Regions from separate parts of the Mus musculus genome. Here region 2 is linked to region 1. A link is a contact called in ENCODE Hi-C or POLR2A ChIA-PET data. All regions are on one chromosome and are shown on one strand. Each heading gives the region's core, a stretch centred on a gene start or an enhancer-like site at or near the end of the contact. The rest is flanking DNA. Distances are from core to core; before and after follow the strand shown.

Region 1 (7,510 bases), core at 2,536-5,035:
AAATCCATGATTATTAGTCTGAACTATTAAAAATGTTTTAAGATAAGTGAAATTAGTGATCCACTTGTCAATGAAGAACCATCCACGGCATGCTAACTTCTCATTAGGTACCAGTCACGCTGTAAGATACAACCAGAACTCCGTTGCTTGTCTTCATGCACCAGCGAGATCATTCACTTTCTTACAGTTTTCTTATTATGAAAATTGGTTCACAAATGACTGGTACTTTAACAAGCATAGACTGGGTAGTCTAATTTAGAAGCTCATGCCCCCCCCCCCAAATCACTAGCAAAGTTAAGAAAGCAGGAGCCTTTTTAGTAATGTTTTAACTAAATTATTTTCCAATTTAAGCCAATTTTATTAGTGTAAGAGTTTTACCATCAATAGCTATCAATTATCCTAGAGAATTAGTAAACATAGGCTTGATGTTTTACAATTGCCTCTAACTATGTTGTTTTCTCTGATTTTGACAGTCTTTGAATACAACGCTAGTCTCAGAACTGGCAATGGAGTAATGGATTCTCTTTGTTTTATGTACCTCTTTTTCTTAATGAAAATGCTGCATTTGGGCGGAACTACTCCTAATGTCACTGGGGAGACGGGATTCTCATCTTCTCTCTCAATGGATGCAAGATTTCTTAGCTAAGTAGCAACAAGATCTCAGAGTTTTCAACCTTTGTCAAGTATATTCATCTTAAATAAACATAAGCTAAACATTGCATGGGGTTTCTATTCTGAAAAGACTTCAATATCGATTCATGAGATTCTGGTTCAAACCAAGACAAAAGACCATCCTTGAAGCTGGGGTCTGGGAATGTAGCCTGTGTAGAATGCTTGCCTGTCATATACGAGATCATGGATCTAATCCCCATCATCCTCTACTCAAGAGGGATGAAGGGGGATGTAAATAAAGTTTCAGGTTGTAAATATATTAAAGCTTATAAATTAATTAAAATAGTAAGTATTGTAAAAAGTTTAGAATATGGGGTGCTAATATGAATATTTTTAGGAGCCATCTAATATAATTAATTAATTAATATGAATATTTTTAGGAGCCATCTAATATAATTAATCACTCTATTCTCAAAAGAACCTAAGTTTGCTTATTTTGGAAGTCAAACCAACCAGACATGGTAATGCTGGCCTTTAATCCCAGCATTTGGGTGGCAGAGGCAGGAGGATCTCTGTCAACTGACGGTCAGCCTGGTTTACATAAAGAGTGCCAAGTCAGCCAGAGCTACAAGGTGTGACCATGTCCCAAATACAAAACAAGTCTAACAAAAAGGTACTTAAAAGATTAAAAAATGCAATGAAATGCAGAATAAGAATAAGTCATTGCAAATATGAAGTTATGCTAAGGTGGCTAAAGAAAGGAAGCTATTTCACAGTAGCTTTTAGTTTTAAAAGTTGTAACTCAGAACGTTCAATTATTTAATATGCAATGTATCTACTGCTGCATAGCAGGTCTGAGTTTACTTAGCATGATGCTATCTCTAAAACAAAAGGAGAAGAAAGCTATCTGCATGATTTTATGTAACAGCAGTTAAAACTGGATCCCTTTTATATGTTTTGAAAATATTAGATTCTGGGCTGGAGAGATGGCTCAGTGGTTAAGAGCACTGACTGCTCTTCCAGAGGTCCTGAGTTCAATTCCCAGCAACCACATGGTGGCTCACAACCATCTGTAATGGGATCCGATGCCCTCTTCTGGTGGGTCTGAAGACAGTGACGGTGTACTCATATATAATAAATAAATAAATCTTTTTAAAAAAGAAAGAAACTATCAGAATCTTAAGTGCAAAACAGCCTCAAAGACTCAGAACCCTTCAAACAAACAAAATTCAATGGCTTCAACTTTTTTTTCTGACATTACCAAAAGGATATTTACTAAATTGTATTTGTTTATTTGTTTATTTATCTGTGTATTTATTTGTGGTATTGGGTATTGAACCTAGGGCCTTGAGCATGCTAGGTAAGCTTCCTGCTACTGCTGTCTGCTTTATGCTACCTGTAGCACTGCCCCCCCCCCCCCCACCTTCTTTTTTGAGACAGGGTCTGGGTTGCCTAGGCTGGGCCTGAACTTACTTTGAAGCCCAAGAAGGCTTCGAATTTACAATCCTCCTGCCTCAGCTGCCAAGTACCTGAGATTATAGGCTGACACTATCCGGCCTAGCATAATTTTGTTTGGCTTGGTTTTGTTATTTGAAATAGGGCCTCATACTGTCTGTCACCCAGTATGGCCTTGAACTCTTGGCAATCCTCCTCCTTCACAGCCTCATGGCCGGGATTACAGGCATGAGCTACCATACTAGGCTCACAAACTAGACTTATAATGCATATTTGAAAACAATCCTTATAGATAAAAACACCTCATTAAAGTGGGCTAACAATCAACCCTATGCCCCGCCAATGCTAAGCAAGCACTCCATCACGGAGCTGAACGAGCCCTGTAATAAAAACTTAAATGGGAAGTTCTTTCTTACTAACTTCCTAGCTGTCTCAGAACTTAGACGCTGTTCGAGCCATTAAGATAATGATCTAAATTAGTCATAGCAGGCTCTCAAATACAGAAGTAGCATTTTTCTCAAATTGTACTCGGACATTTTCTACTTCTCCCCAAATGTTCCCCCTGACAGCTCTGTGTATGGTTTCATGGTGACGTCATCCCCGTTGAGTAACCACTCCATCACACTTTCAGTCCTTTTTTTTTTTTTTGTAACACCCCAGGCTCAACTAAAGTGACTAGGGCTAATAAGACTGTGAACCTATCCAGCACCTCGTGAAATGTCATCTCCAATCTGTCCCTATTCTATTACTGTCGCCTGAAGCTGGCTCAGGAATGTCACAGAGACGATTTAGTGAACTACTGGAGACTTAATTTATAGTAGCCACTATTCTGCCCCTGGGATGTGTTAACAAAAACCAACGATGTAAAAGTCCTAGAACCAAGAAGCGTATTCCTGCACGAGGCAATGGCTCCATCAGCTGCTGCCCTTATCTTCCTGAGTCTTGCATGACCTGAGAGGGGAGACCACCATGAACCCTGAGCATCCCTGATCCATCTCTCTGTGTATCAAGTTTCCCACCCCAAGAAAATCCCATCTTCCAGTGGCACACAAGGATCTTTAGCCCTAAACAGCACTCTGTATTAGTACTATTTCTGAGGCCACAGTTCTGGCCCGGCGTGACTAGCACATCTTGGCAGCAAGATCATGACCCAGGAGGCTACACTAGGTTGGCACTACTGGAAGAAACAGGAAGTCCATTCATGTTTCTGACAGAGGAAAAACAATAGACCATTTTTTCACTTCCTGCAGAGAACATGGGCTTAGGGAAAAATGAGCTTTATAATTCCTTTGAAGGGGGAATTGGGGCCAGATAACAAAAGTAGCTTGCCATTATGTTCTCTTTGCTCAAAAGGAGAGGAGCGCGTGATTTGTCTGGAGAGCAGGTAAAGGTGAGAATGTGATAACGTAAAAATGCTTCCCCCCCCCCCCGAAAAAAAAAAAGTCTATTAGTCAGTTTAGCTGTACCAGTCACTTATGAAGACTGGACTAGGTGAAATACACATTGAAGCATATTATGTAAATATGTCTTAACAGAGGTTTCTGATTCCCCGGCAACCCCCACTGTGTCTCCCCATCTCATGCCCCCCCTTATCCCTCCCCTGGTTCTTAGGGACGCTTCCTGCAAGGTCTTCAGCACCTTTCTGCAGTACAAAATTACCTCTGACCGGGGCTGGCACTCTTCTCCAAGCCTGCCACCGTGCCCGCTCCGTGACTGAGCCTTGAAGGAGCTGCTGTACCAACGCTGTGGCCAGAGAACTCCTCCTGTAGGTATACAAGCCATCAGCCCCGTGACACAGCCCGCCTACCATCAGCCCAGCTTGACATCTGACTTCAAGGATTCCAGCAGGAGCCGCTGCTTCCAACTTAAAGGCTTGAGACGGAGCAGTCTTTATTGCCAAGGGAATTTTTTTTTTTCCTCAAACAGCTTGGTTTCACCTGCATAGTTCTTAGGGTGAAGTCAAGAATGGCCCTTTGGATACCTGGGGTAAGTGGTGACTATCCTTACAGTGTACAACGGAAAAGACAGGACAGTGACACGTGTGGATGTGCTTTTCAGTGCAGGAGAAATTGGGAGGAAAGAGGAGGAACAACTAGGAGCCCAGAAAAGAAAACAAACAGCAACAATGTAACAACAGAAAAGATCAACACCGGGAAGTGGTGGAGGAAGTCCCGACCAACCGGCCTCAGCATGCAGACTCCCTCAGCTTCCGCCTCTACTTCCCCTCTACTTCCAGGAAGGAATTAGTATCCTAGGTGAACTCCCCAGGCACTCTGTAGGGGAAGTGTTAACCCTTTACCTACCTCCAGAAGGGATTACTGTGTGATCAGTCAAATAGAGGAGTCCTGCTGCCAAATATACATAAAGGTTCATTTCTCAGGAAAGATGAGTTCATAGTTAAAGAACATCACAGAAGCTACAAGCCCTAACAGTCTACTATCACGTGGCATAACACCCTGCCAATACTCCCCTTTAATGTCAAACTCTAAGCTACTTTAGTAGCCTTGTGTATTTTATTCAAAATGGTCCTTTATGATGCCGGAAAGCAATACAAAGCATCTTAAATTTTCTTCCTGATTTAATCAAATACCCGTGTGCCTCTATTGCACACCAAATGATCATAGTCTATGGCCACTAGACTCTCACACTATCCACGTCTATAGTTATTCTCCACAGAGAAAAGGCACATGTACTACCATGTCCTGACACTTGGAATAACAACTGTTGTTATGGCTTCCCCTTAGAAGGGAGTCCACTTAAAAGGCAAGTGCAGAATACATTTTTTACTTGCTGTACCCTGTACAACCTGGACAACACAGTACTGTATCAAAGGCATTCCTGATTTAGAAGGCTTGTGCAGTATGGGTGTGTCCTTGGGAAAGCTCAGGGGGACCAGTTTCCGGTCCTAGGAAATCCATTGGAGTGCAATGTGCACAAGAGTTTAATAGAAATTCTAGAGCAGATAGCATGTTTTATATATGTTTATTAGTAAACAAGTAAGAGTTTCTTCTGATTATGTTCATTGATTTTAGAATCCAATCTGTGTTAGAGCAATAAATACCTTCTTTAAAAGTTTTTAAGATCAATGCAAGGCAACATATGACAGCAGGATGCAGTATTACCACTTGACAGGGATCAGGTTACCGCTACCTAATTCTACCCAGCAGGATACCAGGACACTAGTGGGTAACAGTGAGACACGGCACATGGACACTGTATCCAGCACATGCAACGGGCTCCACAAGGCTCAGGCCATCTGGCAGTAACAGAGATACAAGCCATTAAGTAATTACCCACAGCATGCATTAAAAGTTTATTAAAGATTATCAAAGAAAAAATATTAACTAAATCTTTATTTATTTATTTATTTATTTATTTATTTAAAAACGAAAGAAAAAAAAAAACAGAACTCCAGAATCCTTTCCTGAGCTTTCATTCTGAAATGTAAGTCCTCTCTGCAGAATGGAGGCCTGTCTGACAACAGCAACAAAAACGCCTTGTCTGGCACCCAAATCAAGGTTTGATGCTGTTATGTATATAAATATAAATAGTTGCTATGATGCTACAGCTTAAATATACAGCTTGATGTGCATAAAAAGCACATCTAAAACAAAAGGATGCAAAAAGAATGAACAAACACATAGATAACACCAACACTGTTGTCAAGAGTCCAAAGACCACAGCAACAGCAACGTGTGACTGGCCTGCACTCCGTTGCAGTTTGCATCCAATATGGCTCCTTACTTTCCCTCGTGTGCACAGAGAAAACTGTACCTTAAACAGCTCCAACTAGGAAATGCAAGGCCATTGGGTGCAAAGGGTTTAACTCTAGTTAAAGTGAATACCAAATTTCTTTTCCCTAAACATGTGTCTCAAAATATATAAGAATGATTCATTTTATTAAACGGATACAAACTGACCTTCATCACAGACCCACAAATCCTATAAAAAATACACTTCAAGTTGATTATTTCTTTACACAGAAAAGCTGGAGACTTGGGATAATCTTATTACATGGCATTGGCTGAACACAACAATTTTGATGCTTGTTTTCTCAAAGATGTAAATCAGATTCTTATCACTGCGTTCAGATTGGTTGAGAAAGCTGGCCTAAGGCGGGGCTTGATCTCAGTGGCAGAAAGCTTATCTAGAAGTCATGAGACCCTGGGTTCAACTCCCAGAATCCAGAATCACACACAAACACACAAAGAAAAAGAAAAAGAAGGAAAAGAAAAAAAAAGAGAGAGAGAGAAATATTATCTAAAAGTGGATCCTCAAAACTAGGGGTAGACAGGAAGAGGAAATGATTAAAGTCCTATAAATGAGATCAAGGGAGAGAGAAAGGAGAAATGGGGGGAAGAGGGAACCAGAAGTCACAGGGCAAAGACCCTGGAACTTCTAGTTATTCCACAATAATCATTTTCTTTTTTAAGATTTATTTATTTATTATATGTAAGTACACTGTAGCTGTCTTCAGACACTCCAGAAGAGGGCATCAGATTACATTACGGATGGTTGTGAGCTACCATGTGGTTGCTGGGATTTGAACTCGGCACCTTTAGAAGAGCAGTCGGTGCTCTTAACTACTGAGCCATCTCGCCAGCCCCTCCACAATAATCTTATCTTCATATAATGGACAGAAAAAAAGAAAGTAAGTCTCTGAGGCAGGGGGTTCATATGTCCTTCAGATTATGGTAGGTGCTACTAAAAGTTCAAACTATTTTTTCATCCTGACTATATTTCTTAAAACCCTAACTTATAAATCATAATTTAAGGGGGAAAACAAACAAAAGAGCCCTAAAATAATAAGGGTAGGCTGTGCTAGCCATGAGCTTTTATCTCCATGAAGTAAGGTGTGTGCCAGCTGCTCAGCTGCTTTCCATGTTCATTTCATCTCCTAATCAATAGTGACAGGAATCTGTTGATGGTCTGTTGAATGAAGTGTCTTTGGTGACACTTAAAAGGCACATACACGAATTGGGGAAAGCAACCAAATGGAGGGAGGGACACAACGCTAAGGCGGCTGACAACATAAATTAGAAATTGATTTTGAGAAACCTAATTCTTGTTTTTTTCGTTTCTTGAGACAGGGTTTCTCTGTGTAGCCTTGGCCATCCAGTCCTGAAACTGAAGACCAAGTGGACCTCGAATTCATGGAGATCCACCTGCCTCTGCTGGGGTTAAAGGAGTGTGCTACCACCACCTGGCTGAGGAACCTAACTCTTGATGTTGATGTGCACATGACGTAAGCTCGGGGACACTGCCATTAACTCAAATTCTCCTGTCCAGTTCCCCAACATCACTGTGCCACGTTTGCAAGAGAGCTGTGTGTGCACGTGTGCTACCTACTGCAAGGAGACCGCTCAGCACTATCACTCACTCGGAGTTAGAGACCCTGTGCTTTCTCTATAGTTCTGGGTGTATTTGTACCAAGTCAACATTC
Region 2 (7,510 bases), core at 3,380-5,879, 39 kb after region 1:
ACCAGGCTGGCCTCGAACTAAGAAATCCGCCTGCCTCTGACTCCCAAGTGCTAGGATTAAAGGTGTGCACCACCACCGCCTGGCACCAGGAATAAAATCTTAATATGCTAGAAGGTAACAAAAAGTTGCTCCAACTAGATACAAAGTCTTTCCAGCAGTTTTATGCTTTCCTGGGACTAAGCAACTCTACACTGTTTCTCTCTTGCCTTCCAATACTGCAGAAGCCAAGTATGGTGTCTCCTGTTTGTAATCTGAACAATGAATTCAAGATTAGCCTGAGCTTCATAATGAGAATCAGACCAGCCTGGGCTATGTAGCAAGATTCTGACTAGAAAAACAAATGAACAAATAAAATAATAATACTATTAATAATAACAATAATAATGCTTGAGTCACTACTTTATGTTTAATGATGAATATAAATTAATAAACCACAAGTTTTCTGTACAAAAATAAAATAAAGACAATATCAAAATAATATTTAAAGAAGTAAGGTGTCACTCAGTGGTATAATATTTACCTAATATATATGATGAGTTTGATTCTCCAGCACCACAAAATAATAATAATAATGTGCAAAAAAGATACCACAAAAAGTATATGAAAAGCTAAAATAGCATAGTTATGAGCTTTCCAAGCTCCGACAATCACTACCCAGCCCAAAGAACAACACACACAAACCAGTAACAAATGAATAATGAGTCACATTTTCTTTTCTGTATAGAATTTCTAAAACTAGAAAAGACATCAGGGGCTGGTGAGATGGCTCAGCAGGTAAGAGCACCCCGACTGCTCTTCCGAAGGTCCGGAGTTCAAATCCCAGCAACCACATGGTGGCTCACAACCACCCATAATGAGATCTGACTCCTTCTTTGGAGTGTCTGAAGACAGCTACAGTGTACTTACATATAATAAATAAATAAATAAAAATTTAAAAAAAAAACCTTCTATCTCAATTTAAAAAAAAAAAAAAAGAAAAAAGAAAAGAAAAGACATCAGTTCCCATTTCCTTATGTTTTACCGGGTCCCACATGAGAAGATGAAACCTGGAAAGTCTAAATAATTCGCTTAAGGATAGGGAGCTATAGAGACCGAGGCCTGCGAATTAAACCCATCTTCCTTAAGGAAAAAAAAAAAAAGCCAGCTGTGATGATGTACATCTTTAATACCATCATTTGAGAGGCAAAGGCATCCAGATCTCTGTGAGTTCAAGGCCAGCCTGGTCTACATTGGGGGCATCCTTGAACTTGGGGTGAGGGATACACATGTTCCTGATACCTGTACTCTTCTTACTACATCATAGAGCATCTCAGCTGATTGTTTCCATATGTAACCAGAAAATAAAATTAGCTATAGTATACAAATTCTCCACAAACAACTGACCCTAATCATAGTACAGGGCTTATACTAATATGTTTTTGTGAACCCCAAACAACACTTGTAAGGAACAAAGGTCTTAACACACAAATGGTGAGGCTCTATTATAACTAGTTTTGTTCCAGAAAGGATCCTTTTAATACACTTTGTAAAACTCAAGGCTCCTAAGAAGCAAGGTTATACACACTTATAATCCCAGGACTCAGGAGGCTTGAGACAGAAAGATCAAACAAGTTCAAGGTACCCCAGGCAGATCTCTGTGAGGTTGAAGTCAGCCTGGTGTAACAGTTCCAGGGCAGCCAGAGTTACATGGTAACACCCTGTCTCCAATAAACAAAGACATATGAAAGAAAGAAAGGCTGTGCTACCTAAAAAGCCTTAGTCTAAAACATAAAAATTAAAAATAATTCTCATTTTTCTAATTCTCTTTTGTTTTCTTTTGGTGCTAACACTCAAATGCAGGGCTAAAGCAAGGTAGAGAAACACTTTATCCCTGACCTTTACCAATTCTCTTTCATAAACTACACTGTGTGTGGTCACCTATGCAGCCTCCTCCTCCCCACCAGGCCTGAGGAAACTACCTGTCCCGGATGGAAGTGCTATCCAGCTTAGACTCATTAGCAGACGCTAGAATCTGTTCCTAAGATAGAATCACAGACTTTTGGAATGGAAAGCAACCTTGAAGGTCACCTTTCATTTTACAGTGGAAAATAATACCCAGAAGGAGCCTGCCCGAGGTTAACAGTCTACAGAGACTCCACAGCCAGAATACAAGATTCTAAAAAACAGCTCTTCCAAGAAAAACATAACTTTTAGTAAAATACCTTAGGAATTTAAGAAAGCAAAGGCAAAAAACTAGGCGTAGTCAGGTGACTGATTCTAAAAGCTTAACATAAGTAAGGTATTTTAAGGTCAATCCTTACAAGACTTCCGGTTTTGTTTTGTTTTTGTTTGTTTGTTTTGGGTTTTTTTTTTTTTTTTGGTATTTTCGAGACAGGGTTTCTCTGTGTAGCCCTGGCTGTCCTGGAACTCACTCTGTATAGACCAGGCAGGCTTTGAACTCAGAAATCCGCCTGCCTCTGCCTCCCAAGTGCTGGGATTAAAGGCGTGTGTCACCACCGCCCGGCAAGACTTCCGTTTTTTTAACGTGTGTATGTTTATGCACCACATGCATGTGATGTGATGTCCTCAGAGGCTAGAAGTAGATGACAGATTCCCTGGAATTGGACTGCAGATGGCTGAGTGCTGCCATATGGGTGCTGGGAATCCAACCCAGGTCTTCTAGAACAGTGCTCTTAACTGCAGAGCCATCTCTCCCCACCCCTTTTTAAAAAATAATTTATTATTATAAGGAGCAGATGTGTGAGCACTGGTGCATATGCACAGATATATGAAAGTCAGAGGACAACTTTATATAGTTAGTTCTCTCCTTCGATATTTATATGGGTTCTGGGTAAAGCACCTTTATCCACTGAGTCATCTTACCAGCCTCCTTACAAAAGAATCTAAAGCAAACATGTTGTACCAACCCCTACCCCCATCCCCATCTATGGTTGCAATAAGTGGGAGGAGAAAGCGCAACTACAATAGTCATAAATTATCTGTGCAACAAATGTCATAGACATTTATGAGAAGGAAAATTTTATAAGTCATCCTAAGTCATGCAAACAAAAAGAGCAACTCCAGGAAAACCTCATATCAATCCCCAATAGAAAGAAAAATTTTCCAATCCGTTCTTACTAAGAGTACAAACGGCCGGGTATAGAGCCAATCGCAGCCCTCAGGAGGCAGAGGCAGGTAGATCCTCCGAGTTCCAGGACAGCCTGGTCTACAAAGCAAGTTCCAGGACAGCCAGAGCTACACAAGGAAAATCTGTCTCAAAAAAAAACCAAAACAAACCAAGTACAAAGGACATCCTCCACTCATGTTTGTGAGAAGAGCATTTCTCAAAGTTAGAGAGCTTAAAGAGGAATAACGATCATGTTCTTCCCATTCTTTCCCTGATGTAAAATTCTTTCACTTACCTGGAGGAATATGTTTCTCAGCTCATGAGGATCACCTCGTTTGGTTGTATGCACCTGAGGGGGGGGGGGGAATGACTGGTTAATGCTTAGCTAGAAACCACATAATCTCTTTAGATTATAGTTTACATCTGCTAACAACTCATTTATCTTTCATAAGGTCATTTAGTCTAAAAACAAACCCAAAGCTTAATTGCTGATAACACCTGTCAAACCGGAGATCTACGGCTAAGGGGTGGGAGAAAAGGGTGTGAATAGTGCAAGATAGAGCAAATTACAGACGGCACTTCCTGTGAACTGGAAAGGGAAACCAATGTAATCGTTTACTTTATTCCACAACTACTAGCAATACAGTAGCAACCACCAAGCTACAAATCCTGAGAGCCTCAAGAGAGGAGCAACAGGAGATGTAAAACAGCCAAATTAATAGCCGGGCCTAGCAGCCTTTCTTGTGGAAAGCAGAAACAGTACATCGTCATCTTGGCGACCCTTTCTCCATCTGACCTAAACCTTGAGAGCTGCCACAATACGGATACTTTCGACATCTGACAACCTGCCAGGCAAATGTCAACCAGTGCCCTGGGCTGTATTGTGGCCCCAAATGACAACACCCACCCCCTCCCCCACCGCGGATGCCCTGGGTATCCCCGGTTCTCCTGCCCGCTGACTCTCAGTCCCTCTCTGATGCTCTCCAACTCTGTGCTCGCAATCCCATGTACCTAGGACAAAACACTACTCTTTTCCTCCTCCCGACCATGGTCCTCAGGAGCCCCTCCAACTCACGATCCCTCCTCCTTCCCCTCCCCCAGCCGGGCATCCTCTTCGCTCCGGTCCAAGCCCAGCACAGCTCTCCACCCGCAATCTAGAGCCCCGGGACGCACTGGCTAAGAACCAGGCAAAGAAAGCAACGGAAAGAGGCGGGGGGCTGCACTCGGGGCCCTTGGAACGTCTCTTATGCAATAAAAGCAGCAGCAGAGAGTTGGAGTCACCTTGACCGCCATGCTGTGCTCGGAAGCCGGGAACGAGCGAGTGAGCGAGCTGGGCCGAGCTGTCAGGGCGCGCGCGCGCCACGGCCCGGGGCCGCGCCCGCGCTCCCTCCTGTCGCAGCGCCGCGCCCGTCTATATGCAAATGAGCTAGAGCGCGTCGGTGGTGCGCACCGAGTGGCCTTGGTTGATCCATCAGCGGGCCGGCGGGGCAGTCGCACCTCTTGCGGGGGACACCAGAGCTCCGGTCGCCGGATTCCAACGCGCAGTGTGAGCAGAGGCTCCTCTGGGCCAGCCCCAAGTCCCAAGGCCTGGCAGTGGGTGTGGCTTTGGGCACCGGCTTCAGCCAAAGTCGGTTCCCTCTTGGGGCTTAAAGGAACACTTGGGGCCTGTATTGAGCAAGGTTGGAAGCATATGAGAGCTTGTCCCATTAATAATGAGTTTATGACAACCAGTGACAAATATTGATAAGGAAAATGATTAGTTAGGTTTTTTAAAGGGAAAACCTAAGTAAACATAACTTCAGAAATATGCTCCTGAATTAACATTCCTTGGGATATCCCTAATGGTTTATTAATAGATTCGCTTCACTCTCTTAACCACCCAAATTCTTTGTACAATGTATATAGAAAACAACTTTATTTATCTTGGAGCTGGTACTTGCTATGCTGACTTTCTCTTCTACAGGAAACAATTCCTCTGTGAATTCCCAGCCCTGCCTTAAGCTAAATTAATGTCTCTAAAACTGAGGCTTGCCATTAAGATATGTGAGGGCCAGGCAAGTAGCTTAAGTTGCTGGAGTGCCTAACTAACATGCTGGAAGTCCCGGGTTCTATGCCCAGTAGCACATAAACTCTATCTTGGCGAAGTAGTATCCGACTGTAATCCCCAGGCTTGAGAAATGGAGGCAGGATAATCGGAATGTCATCCTCGGCTGCATAAGAGTTAGAGGCCAGCCTGGATGCATAAGACGCGTCTTCAAAGAAAAGAAAAACGAAAGGAATAGAGGAGAAGTAAGAAAGGGGAAGGGAGGGAGGCGGGGGGGGGGGGGTGTGTGGAGGGGGAAGAGGGGTGCGGATCCGAGGTGATAGCTCAGTCTGAGGCTCCTCAGAACTCATTAAAGGTAGAAAGATAATCAACACCTATTTTCCACATTTCATCTAAGCACTAAGGTGAATAAAATTAAAAATTGTTAAAAAAAAAAAAAGAAGGGGAGAAAAGATCCTATTAGTTCTCATATTGATATTCACCCAAATATTTACTAAAATCCTCCATGTGCTAGACATGGTCCTATTTGTAAAGTGTGGATATAAATACACATATATGCATATGAAGTATGTGTATAAGTAGTTATTTATTGCAAAGACCTTCTTTGCCACCATTATCATAGACCATTTTAAGTTATAAAACTAAATAGCAATCCTACATATTGTAGATATCATACCCTTGGCTCAATCATACTTAAATGTTGCAATATTTGATTATCCCTGGGTTATTACAAGAAAATTTGTAACAAGCTGATGATGTCTCCTGTAGTAGTATATTGCCTTTATTCCCACCCACCAGTTATAGGCTTCGTGTGCTCACTTTTCAATATCTTTGAGACCAGGCAAGGGGATAAGTCTTTTTAAAAGAAACATGGTTGACTTGTTTAAAACTGATCATTAGTGCACTCGACATGGGTTTTGTGAGAGGGAAGGAAGTGATGAGATTTCTTGTCATTATAGTATTAAAATTAAATCTACTTAATTCATAAAATCATATACATGCCATGAATACTTGTGTCTATCAATAAATATGTGCTATTTGAAAATATCAGAGCCCAGTAAAAGCCAGACATTTAGCGATTGTGTTTACCCAGGACCTCAACCATATTTGGTTTTTTTTTTTTTTTTTTTTTTTTGGTTATTGTTTAGTTGGTTGCCTTTTGTTTATTTGTTTTGAGACAGGGTTTCTCTGTGTAGCCCTGGCTGTCCTGGAACTTGCTCTGTGGGCCAGGGTACCCTCAAACTCACAGAGACCCACCTTGCCTCTCTATCCAGAGTGTTGGGATTAAGGGGAGCATAACTACATCCAACTACTATTTTCTTTCTTTCTTTCTTTTTAAGATTTTATTTATTTATTTTATGTATATGAGTAAAGTAGCTGTCTCCACACATACCAGATAAGGGGATTGGATCCCATTACAGATGGTTGTGAGCCATAATGTTGTTGCTAATTGAACTCAGGACCTCTGGAAGAGCAGTCAGTGCTCTTAGCCACTGAGCCATCTCTCCAGCCCTTATTTTCTTTCTTAAGTGAGACATGCTCCTTTAAATTAAAAAAGGGGGGGGGGGGGCGTAAATAGTGATGGAAAACCAGGTTCCCATATGTGAGTGACTGCTGGGCCTTTATCTTTTGCCATGCACAAAAACTTCCCTCAAAATGTATTTTTAAAGGGGAAACATAAGATCTACAGCCATAAAACTCCCAGAAGGAAACGCATGGAACGGGGAGCTCTCTGACACTGCCTCAGGTAGTAACAATCACACCAAAGCCAAAGCTCGGGTCACAAGTGAGACTGCATCAAACTAAAGTGCTTCTGTGCAGCAAAGTGAAGAACAAAATGAAGAGGGCAGCCTACAGGTTGGGAAAAATATTTTTAAATTATTAACATCCGAGAGTCATATTGAGAAAACTTATACAACACAGTAGTAAATATCCTCTAATCAGTGAATGAAAGATTTGAAGAGACAATTGCTCTAAAAATGATATAAAAAAATGGTCAAGGCGTCGGGTGGTGGTGGCACACGCCTTTAATCCCAGCACTCGGGAGGCAGAGGCAGGCAGATTTCTGAGTTCGAGGCCAGCCTGGTCTACAAAGTGAGTTCCAGGACAGCCAGGGATACACAGAGAAACCCTGTCTCAAAAGAAACAAAACAAAACAAAACAAAAATGGCCAATAGGTATCCAAAAAAGAAGCTCAAGATTGTTTATCACCAGAGAAAGAGCAAATACTGTGACCTGTCACTCCCAACCCCCCCGCCCCAAGACTGTTATCAAGAAAAGAAAAAAAATGCTACCAAGTACCAGCAAGGGTATAGAGGTGAGGACATTCTTATCTAGTAGAATCATTTAGAAACCAGTAC

Evidence for each region. A loop is a pair of places that touch in the nucleus more often than their neighbours do. ChIA-PET counts read pairs that join two places held with the same protein, here RNA polymerase II (POLR2A).
Region 2: a loop to region 1 is called in a map of regulatory T cell, with 2.3 times the contacts of the local background. The contact joins the promoter of Slc25a12 here to the enhancer-like site in region 1. A Hi-C loop is called at or near these places in 4 of 37 maps with a recorded cell type or tissue (adrenal gland, gastrocnemius, heart and 1 more). POLR2A ChIA-PET finds 5 or more read pairs at or near these places in 5 of 5 experiments (Patski and embryonic stem cell).

What each region holds. Positions count from the first base shown.
Region 1 is chr2:71,324,708-71,332,217 of GRCm38, forward strand. All of the region lies in intron 4 of Slc25a12 (solute carrier family 25 (mitochondrial carrier, Aralar), member 12), which reads right to left. Among named protein-coding and RNA genes, the nearest start is that of Slc25a12, 39 kb to the right of the region's middle. Within about 2 kb of position 3,786, at least 1 of the 3 ENCODE cell types and tissues checked has a DNase peak (open chromatin) inside an H3K27ac peak, as active enhancers do; it is gastrocnemius, where a contact is called at or near this core.
Region 2 is chr2:71,363,126-71,370,635 of GRCm38, forward strand. It overlaps Slc25a12 (solute carrier family 25 (mitochondrial carrier, Aralar), member 12), which reads right to left and starts at 4,630. Exons shown (of 18, transcript NM_172436.4): 1 at 4,388-4,630; 2 at 3,402-3,455. The coding sequence starts at 4,399.